Linked DNA regions of Homo sapiens: region 2 is linked to region 1. Evidence: chromatin contacts called from ENCODE Hi-C data. All regions are on one chromosome and are shown on one strand. The core of a region is the stretch at or near the end of the contact, and the rest is flanking DNA. Distances in the headings are between cores, read along the strand shown. Region 1 holds the start of FKBP4 (FKBP prolyl isomerase 4). Region 2 holds the start of KDM5A (lysine demethylase 5A).

What was found. Hi-C counts contacts between places; a loop is a spot of excess contacts on that map. Pooled maps may share reads with other maps.
Region 2: a pooled map shows a loop between it and region 1 (7-fold over the local background). The contact joins the promoter of KDM5A here to the promoter of FKBP4 in region 1. A Hi-C loop is called at or near these places in 6 of 50 pooled maps.

The regions. Positions count from the first base shown.
Region 1 is chr12:2,793,326-2,797,871 of GRCh38, forward strand. FKBP4 (FKBP prolyl isomerase 4) reads left to right here and starts at 1,645. Exons shown (of 10, transcript NM_002014.4): 1 at 1,645-1,919; 2 at 3,813-3,957; 3 at 4,404-4,546. The coding sequence starts at 1,815. ITFG2-AS1 (ITFG2 antisense RNA 1) reads right to left here. Exons shown (of 4, transcript NR_146317.1): 2 at 3,552-3,621. RefSeq lists enhancers at 524-1,069, 1,070-1,614, 3,108-4,307 and silencers at 1,464-1,843, 1,874-1,933, 2,284-2,693.
Region 2 is chr12:388,070-392,545 of GRCh38, forward strand. It overlaps KDM5A (lysine demethylase 5A), which reads right to left and starts at 1,251. Exons shown (of 28, transcript NM_001042603.3): 1 at 858-1,251. The coding sequence starts at 1,022. LOC105369594 (a long non-coding RNA gene) reads right to left here. Exons shown (of 4, transcript XR_007063149.1): 3 at 3,652-3,770; 4 at 1,964-2,872. It also overlaps a transcript of CCDC77 not described here. RefSeq lists an enhancer at 1,414-1,708.

The sequences.
Region 1 (4,546 bases), core at 395-2,894:
GACCCCTGGCACTGTTACTTCTGCATAAAAGTAGTGGATTTAACCCCTACAGAGGCAGCGCCCCGTATCCTCTGAAGCTGTCTCCAGCCACCTAAAGAGACGTCTTCATTATGGCTCAACTCATTTGGGCTGTAAATTGCTGAAGCGAAGGGCTTTTTCTTCTGCATCCCTTTCAAGTTCCGTCGGCAGGGACTACAATAAATCATCACATTATGACGCTGAAAGTTCATCTCTAAAAAGCTTTCAATTTAGTTTGATGAGACTAATGGCGTCCAATCGCACAGTGCCGGGCACATAACGGGAAGTCCAAAAATACAGTTATTATTGGAATAAAAATTCAGGCTGGGCGCAGTGGCTCACGCCTGTAATCCGAGAACTTTGGGAGGCCGAGGCGGGCGGATCATTTGAGACCAGATGTTCGAGACCAGCCTGGGCAACATGGCGAAACCCCGTCTCTACTAAAAATACAAAAATTAGTCGGCGTGGTGGCGGACGCCTGTAGTCCCGGCTACAGAGAGCCAAGATCGCACCACCGCACTGCAGCCTGGGCGACAGAGCAAGACCCTGTCTCAAAAAAAAAAAAAAAAGAAAAAAAAATCAGCCAAGACTTGGAAAAAGAAATTTAAAAAAGGAAAATTCATGCAGCCAGTAACTATTGGGACATCACTCACCAGGCACTATGCTAAACTGGGGTTAGGTGCTGAGCAAAACCAGGCCCCTCTCTAGATGGCTCTCTAGGTCCCACGACCATAGCTTAGGTGACACCGGCACCTGCGCGCTCCACAGCCTGTCGAAAAACACTCGGGAAGCAAACATTGAGAAGAAAATACTCCTTCTGTGGGCCTTTAGGAAAACCGAGTGACTTTTTTCGTGAGGGGAACCCATCTTTGTAAGCATTCGCGGAAACGGCAGTTTTATTACCGCCGGGAAGGGTCCCCTGAGTGTGTGCCCCATCTGAGTTCCGAGCTGGGCGGGCCATGCCTTGCCAACCCCGCTGCTCGCAGCATCTGCAGGCGCTGAGCGAGGCATCGCTGCCTGGCCGGGGCTTCTCGGATCTGGGGAAATCGAGGTCGCTTTCCCCGGCTCTCTGCAGCGGGGCAGCGCTGTCCACTCACTCCCCGCTCCCCGCGCACGCCCTTGCCCTCTTTCCCCCAAGTAGGGAAGGGTCTACGCGGGTCATAGCAGAGAGGCCACGCCGCCCGTGGTGACGGCCGGTCCCGGGGAGGGGGCGCCGCCACTGCCATCCCGCAGCCTGCGCTCCCCACACCCCGCCGCAGGCGCAGCGGACTGGTGGAGTGATGTCGGGAGATCGATCGAGAAGAATCTGGAAGAATCCGGTTAGACAGGGAAGCGGGCGGGGATGGGAGGGAGGGAGGAAGGGCCAAGGGAGGCCGCCGGGGAGATCCCGAGTCCGAGGGTCCCAGGAGAAGGGGGAGGGGGCAGGCAGCCAGAAGGAGGCAAGAACCAAAAAAAAAAAAAGAAAAAAAAATTCCGAAGCGCCCGCAGCACTGAGCCCGAACCGGCTCAGTCCCGCCGTCTCTAGAAAGTTCTGCACCCCGCCCCCTCTGTCTGCGCTCCCGCTCCTCCCAGCCCCTCCCTCGCGGCGGGGCGGGACCAATCGCTCCCCGAGCCGCTCCTGACCCACCTACCCCAGCTCTCGCGCCGCGTGCAGAGGTGCTCAAGCCTCCTCGCGGTCCGCAGTCAGTGCCGCCGCGCCCGGCCTCCCGCACGCCCCGCAGGTAGCGCCCCCGCCCGCGGCCCAGAGTGCGCTCGCGCCGGCACCAGCTCCCGGATAAACGGCGCGCCGCGCGGAGATGACAGCCGAGGAGATGAAGGCGACCGAGAGCGGGGCGCAGTCGGCGCCGCTGCCCATGGAGGGAGTGGACATCAGCCCCAAACAGGACGAAGGCGTGCTGAAGGTGAGGGGCGGCGGGGCCTGCGGAGGCGTCGGAACCCGGGGCCCCGCGGGCCGCCCTTCCGCCGCGCCCGGAGCCCGCGGCCGGGCACGGGTCGAGGCGGCCGCCTTTGCAGCCTCGCGGCCGTCCCGCCGGGGGCCGGTGGCATCGCCGTCCCGGACCGGGCTGCGTCGTTTAAGGCACCGAGGCCGGCCATGCGCTCGGCAGGGGGGCGGCCTAGGTGCGCGGGCCGAGGCCCCAGGCTCCCCAGCCGGCAGCGCCCGGGCCCGGGCAGGGGGTCGGGATTGCAGTGCCCACCCCGGCGCGCGCGGGGCGGCGGAGAGGGGCGGGGCGAGGCGACCGCCGCGGGCACCCGAGCCGCAGCCCGGGGCCAGGCCGGGCCTCCCACGCCACGCCGCCCCCGACCTCGCGGCCCCAGCGGAGCTGCCAGCCGCGGGCCGCCTCGTTGGTGGCGGTGCCAGGGCTCGCCCACCCGGGCGGTGGAACACGGGCCAGGACGGGGAGCGACTCCCCACAGTGCTTTCCTGGCCCTTCGGCCTTTGTGCGACGCAGGCGCGACAGGGTTCCGGCGCCCTCCCGGGGTCCCCTGCCGACGCCGGGACCCAGCGAGGTCCCCACTCGCCGCGCGGCGCCCCCTCCCTCGGCCCCGGGGAGGCCGGGCGCGGGGCATGCCGGGAGCTGTAGTCCCCTCCCCCCTCCGCCGCCTCCCGGAGCCAGGGCTGCGGGGTGTGGGGCGGGGAGGAGGCGCTCTGCTGTGGAGCCTGCCGCCGAGTGACCGCTCGACTACAAATAGCCTGGGGAGCTGCGGGGAGGGCATCTTGACCTGGGCCAGGACAACCTGCCTTGGGTCGGAGCAGGTTCCAGGGAGAATCAGAGATGGTGAATTCCCAGCCTGCGTCTTATGCCTTCTCCCCATCCGCTGCTGCGTCCTCATCCTGGCTTCCCACCGCTGAGCTCCGCGTGTGCGGCACCCACCTCAGGGGGCCTTTACCTGGTCCAGAAGTGCATCTGTCTTTGCACCAGATTATTGGGGACCTCAAGCGTCTGCTCCAGCGGCTCTCCTGTGGCATGTGACTTCCCCTTCTCGCTCCAGCGTCCTGCCGTTTTCTACGAGATTGTTATTCCAGGAAAGCTCATTTCCCCTTTGATCCATCATTCCTTCCCTTTTACCTTTCTACTCCTCAAAGCCCCTGTCTATTCTTCGTGGAAGCTTTCCCTTGGAGGGTAACCACACACCTACCAGGTGGCGCTAAAGAAGCCTTTACGTTTCTGGGAAATACTCCAGCCCTGGACTAACTACCAGAGGAATACTCAGCTCCCAAGTCAGAGTTTAAGGTCCCATGGAGAGCCTCCGGGTTCACCTATAACCTGGTTTCTTCCTTACCTGTTTTGAACTGTTTCTATTCTCTTCACTCATACTCCTCTCGCTCTCCTGTCTCCAAACCAGACCTTAGTCTGACGACCACTGGCATGAAGGAAGAAGGAGGAAGTGTGGCATAAATACTTCCCCCTTTGCCGATTATAATAATAATCTATTATTCAACCTTTTACTGGTCTAATCTTCCAACAACTGTAGGAGATAGGGATTATCATCACTGCTTTACAAATAAAGTGTGGAGAATTTTAAAAACTTACCATACAGCGGAAACTTGAACTCAGATCTCTCAGCCTTTTGTCTCCTTTTTCAAACCAAGTCTTGCTGCACCTCAAGAAAGACAAGAAGGTTAGTTGACTCATAAGCCAAGCTGCTAGTAACTGAATCTGGAGGGACAAGTAGGCAGAGGAGGATGAACACAGAGAAGTCCCTTTATGTTCCCTCTGGAGGCTTGCAGGCAGTGCTGGTGCCCCTTTCTGCCCCAAACCCTGGGGTACTCACTTTCTCCCCCTTCCTCCCAGGTCATCAAGAGAGAGGGCACAGGTACAGAGATGCCCATGATTGGGGACCGAGTCTTTGTCCACTACACTGGCTGGCTATTAGATGGCACAAAGTTTGACTCCAGTCTGGATCGCAAGGACAAATTCTCCTTTGACCTGGGAAAAGGTAGGCGTGGTCAGTGGGCTGGTAGGATAGGTTCGAGGTGGACACAAGCTGTCACAAGCAGAAACCATTTTCTCAGGACCAAGCTCAGGGAGGAATGGTTTATCACAGTCTGTTAACTCTTTCGGTCACTCTTTTTTTTTTTTTTCTACCGTTCTGTAACTATATTGATCTCTGTCTCCCCTTCTCCTCATCACCTCCCAACACCTTACTCCCCCTTCAAAGGTGGACTGTCTTGCATCTTAAACTCTTTTGTTCAGGGTCACGTGATCTTTTACAGTTCTTAGACCTGGTAGCACTTAATACAACCAGGTACCTCACCTTCTGGTCCCATTTCTAAAGGATGTCCAGCTTCCCCATGAGTGTGGTGCAGTAACTCTTCAGGAGCACTGTTTGAGCCCAGAATCAGAACCCTGCTAAGGCGGTCCTGTTTGCTTCTGTACCTGCAGGGGAGGTCATCAAGGCTTGGGACATTGCCATAGCCACCATGAAGGTGGGGGAGGTGTGCCACATCACCTGCAAACCAGAATATGCCTACGGTTCAGCAGGCAGTCCTCCAAAGATTCCCCCCAATGCCACGCTTGTATTTGAG
Region 2 (4,476 bases), core at 1-2,500, 2.4 Mb before region 1:
TTTAAACAAGCATCCAGTTGACCCTGGTGCAAGTGGTCCAGCAACATCATTTAAAAAGCACTGGTCTAATGAGTAAAGAAAAACACCTTTGACCTTGAGTAATCACTCAACCTCTTGGGGCATTAATCCCCTCCACACAAGGGATAGTATCTGTTTTCCTTACCTCAAAGGTGAGATTATAATTAACCTTATAGGCAAACCTAGTTATCTGCAATAACTGTGATTCTAAAATCGTTGATCTTGAGTTCCCTACGTCAAGAGATTTCAACATTTCCTTCCACCTCCACTATAAACCAATTTTTCCTAAACCTCTAAATTTTAGAATTATTGCTGCTCCTTCTCTTTCCCCGCTAAGACTTTTTCACTGCGGCAATAATTAGTCTGGAGTTCTTGTCTAGTAATACCATCCGGTGAGACTAGAGCTCAGATAACCTTTTCAGAAACCCTAGCCCTGAGATGAGGCCTGCAAATATTTGATCCAACCAGGTCTTGAATAAAGAGATAGCCGACTATCAAACCATAATGAGGATACGTGAGGGAAGAATACGTCACGTCATAATACTGTACTTTAAACACCATATCGGCTAACGAAAGGCTTTAGGCCCACGGCTGAGAGAAAAGTATCAGTTCCCAAGTTCTAGGCGGAAGAGGCCCAAGAGACACCACTTTCTCGCTTTCAGACGTGTCTACATAAGACCACAAAAGAAACCGAGGCAAAAACATCCAGAAACAGGCTCCAGTTGTCTCAAAAGAGAGTACATATGAAACGAGACAAGGATCAGAAAAGTAAAGCTAAACCCAGTGTACGGACTCCCCCATTCTTCCTTCTCCCCCTCTCTCTTCACAGACTGAGGTACCTTGGGCGGCCGAATTTTGCAGATGCCGGTTTTCTCCGCCAAAGGCCGGATGCGGCCGATAAAGCTGAGCGGATCTGTGAACTCCTCCCAACTCGGCTCAAAGACGGGGCACTCTGGCGGTGGCACGAACTCCGCCGCGTAGCCCCCCGGCCCCACGCCCGCCATTGCAACGGCCGGGGGGGGGGGGGGGTCCCCGTGGGGAACCGGTGGAGAAAAGCTGGCTGAAGCCCACTAAGCCCGTTCAAGTCCCCTGACAGAGGCCGAAGCGCATCTTCGCGGACAAGAACCGTTCAACACAGAAACCCCAGAATCGCTTCCTCCTCCCGTTTGTTATTGTTTCTTGCAAGGCTTTTCCACTGAGGTTCAGGACTTTTCCGGAAGTTACCGTGCTGTCAAATCCCTCCGCCCCCTGCAGGAAACGGAATCCTTCCGCAGCTGCACGACGCCTGTGTGTCTGGCCTTTCCTTCTTCTTCTCTTCCCCGGCAGCACAGTGTGGCTGTTTGTCTCCTTGCCCGCCAAAGTTCTGCCCAGTCCAACGACTCCACGCAGCTCGCCCTTGGTAAGGGGTCGGGGAGGGGCACAAGCTCTTCTTTACTAGAGGTACGGATTGAGGGAAGCCGACGGGGCGAGGCGGGGCGAGGCGCAACGAGGCGGGGCGAGGCGCGACGCGACGTGACGCTTTCTTCCGGCGCGGAGGAATGTGTAATGCCCCAGAGGGCAGAGGTTGTGCTTCCGGTGAGGAGGGTCCCTTTCCCTTTTGTGTATCAGTGCACTCGAAAACACGCCGGGCTTAATCTTAAGCACCGCGCCTCACCGCCCGTGCTTCGTAATTTGTTTTAACCTACCCTGCTGCGTTTATAGCAAGTAGCCTTTCCAGCATTTCTCTTTTTTTAGCCCTTTGAATGCAGATATTTTACAGTAATCTCACTCTGCCACTTTATACCCGCCTCTTCTCCATCAAAACAAGTGCAGGTCTAACCCATCCCCTAAATCCTGCCAGCTGGCTTTAGCCACCATCCATGAATTGCTTTTCCTTTTACACAGGACGCAGCAGCTCTCCTGAATTACCAGCCAGTATCGTCTAGCTACCTGCAGGACATCTCACTTTGATAACTCAAAGTACTTTAATTGTTCACTGTTTCTTCAGTGTTCCTGGTTTCCATTAATGACTTCATCTATTCAGTTGCCTGAGCAAAAAAAAAAAAAAAAAAAAAAAATCAAGAAATAATCCTAATTCTTTCTGCTCTCACTTCCCATGTATAATCGTGTGTCTCTCCATCCCCGTTACCAGTATCCTAATTTAAATACTCTTACTGACAACAGCTGATTTCTCCTCTCAAATCCCTCTCCATCCACACGTTGGATTGCTTTGTCTAAAATCCAGAATTCATCTTGTCACTTTTCATCTCCAAACTCAACAACTCCAAACATCTTTTTTAATTGCTGATTTGCTGCTTTGCTCTCCAGCTTCATCTCTCCTGCTTCTCCATATGATCTACAGAAGTTTTTGTGGTGACTTTAGTACACCATGATTTTTCTCACCTCTGAGTAACAAATCAGGGGACTTTGAATAACGCAGATTGCCCTCCATAATGTGAGTAGGCCTTATCCAATCAACTGAAGGCCTGAATAGAACAAAAGACTGACCTTCCATGAGCAAGAAGGAATTTTGCCAGTAGATGGCTCTCAGACTTGAACTGTAGCATCACCTTTTCCCTGGCCTCCAGCCTGCCAACCCACCCTGCAGATTTTGGACTTGGAAGCTCTATAATCAAGTGAGTCAAGTCCTTAAAATAAATATCTTTATAAACACACACACACACACACACACACATCTTATTGGTTCTGTTTCTCTGGAGAACCGTGAATACATCTAGGGTTGGAGGGTTCAAGATGGCCTCACTTACGTGTCTGGCAGTTGGTGCTGGCTATTGGCTGGGAAGTCTTAGTTCTCCACATGGCTTCTCATCTTCTGGTAGATGGAGCTTTTCCACTGCATGGTGGTCTTAGCATTCTAAGAAGATGAGAGTGGAAGCAAAGACCTAAAGCCTAGACTCCAAAATGTACAAGATCACTCCATCATATTCTGTTGGTCAAAGCAAGTCATAAGACCATCCCAGATTCAAGAAGTGGGAAAATTCCAATTTTTTATGAGAAGAGTGACAATGTCACATTACAAAGGGGTGTAGACACAGGACGCTGTGATTCATAATAATTCCATACAATTATTATAATGATTTATGTCCAGGTGCAGTGGCTCACGCCTGTAATCCCAGCACTTTTTGAGGCCAAGGCGGGCAGATCACCTGAGGTCAGGAGTTTGAGACCAGCCTGGCCAACATGGTGAAATCCTGTCTCTATTAAAAATGTACAACAATTAGCCCAGGCGTGGTGGCAGGCGCCTGTAATCCCAGCTATCCAGGAGGCTGAGGCAGGAGAATTGCTTGAACCCAGGAGGTGGAAGTTGTAGTAAGCCGAGATCGTGCCACTGTACTCCAGCCTAGGCAAGAAGAGTGAGACTCTGTCTCCAAAAAAAAAAAAATTTACAACAAAGTCTTTGATTTTTACCACTTAAATCTGGAAAACTATATTATTCGGAAAAAGAAATAATGGAATTCCGAATAAAACAAGCCACTGATAATTCATTTTATTAAACATTCAATTAAATGTAATGGTTTTGCTTTCAAATTAACAGAGCGTGAGAACCTGATAGAACCTCAGTATAAGCACAAATCCTTAAAAGCTTTGATTGGTCCTATTTATTTCCTGTTATTTTCTTCAGATTATACTTACCTATTTTATTTTAAACTGTCTCTCTAGTAGAATAGAAAATGTATAATGATTCTCAATCATTTTTATTTGCCACAGTACTTCTGAGAAATCTGTAGTGGTTGCTTACAACAGCAGGAAGTCTGTAAGAGAAGACAGTGAATAGAAGGGCAGCAAATATTAACATCTCTGGTGCGAACAGAAGAAACTTCTGTAGTTACAACCACCTCACATTCTGATGCTTCCCTCAGGGGGGGCACATGAACCCCACTCCCACCTCTCATGCTTACCCCTTTGAAAATCACTGTTGTAAAAATCCAAATTGTGTTTCATCAGCTTCTATGAGGGCATTCTGCACACACAATGTTAAACTGAGTCAATAGTATTTGGGTTTCTGGTCAGAACAGTGGAGTATAACTGTAGTTTAAAAGGATCATTTGCATTACTTAAACAATCCTTGACAGTAACTTTTCAGAAAAAAAAAAATTAGAGTATTATTTATCTGAAATTTATTATCCTGAGTGTTAAAATAGACTAAAATGAATACTTAGATCTGATAATCATTTGGCTAGACCGTGGTCCCTGGATTTTTAAAAAATGCAATAAAACCTCACAAAATCAGATTAATTAGGGTTAGTTTCAGAGAGGGAAAAGTCAAAATTACTGAATTCTTAAACAAATGTCATTTTAATTCAAGAATAATTTCCACCAGTGATTCTCAAACTGTTTTGGTGTCAGGACGCCTTTACTCTTAAAAATTATTGAGGCCAGGCACGGTGGCTCATACCTGTAATCCCAGCACTTTGGGAGGCCGAGGCGGGCAGATCACTTGAGGTTAGGAGTTCGAGA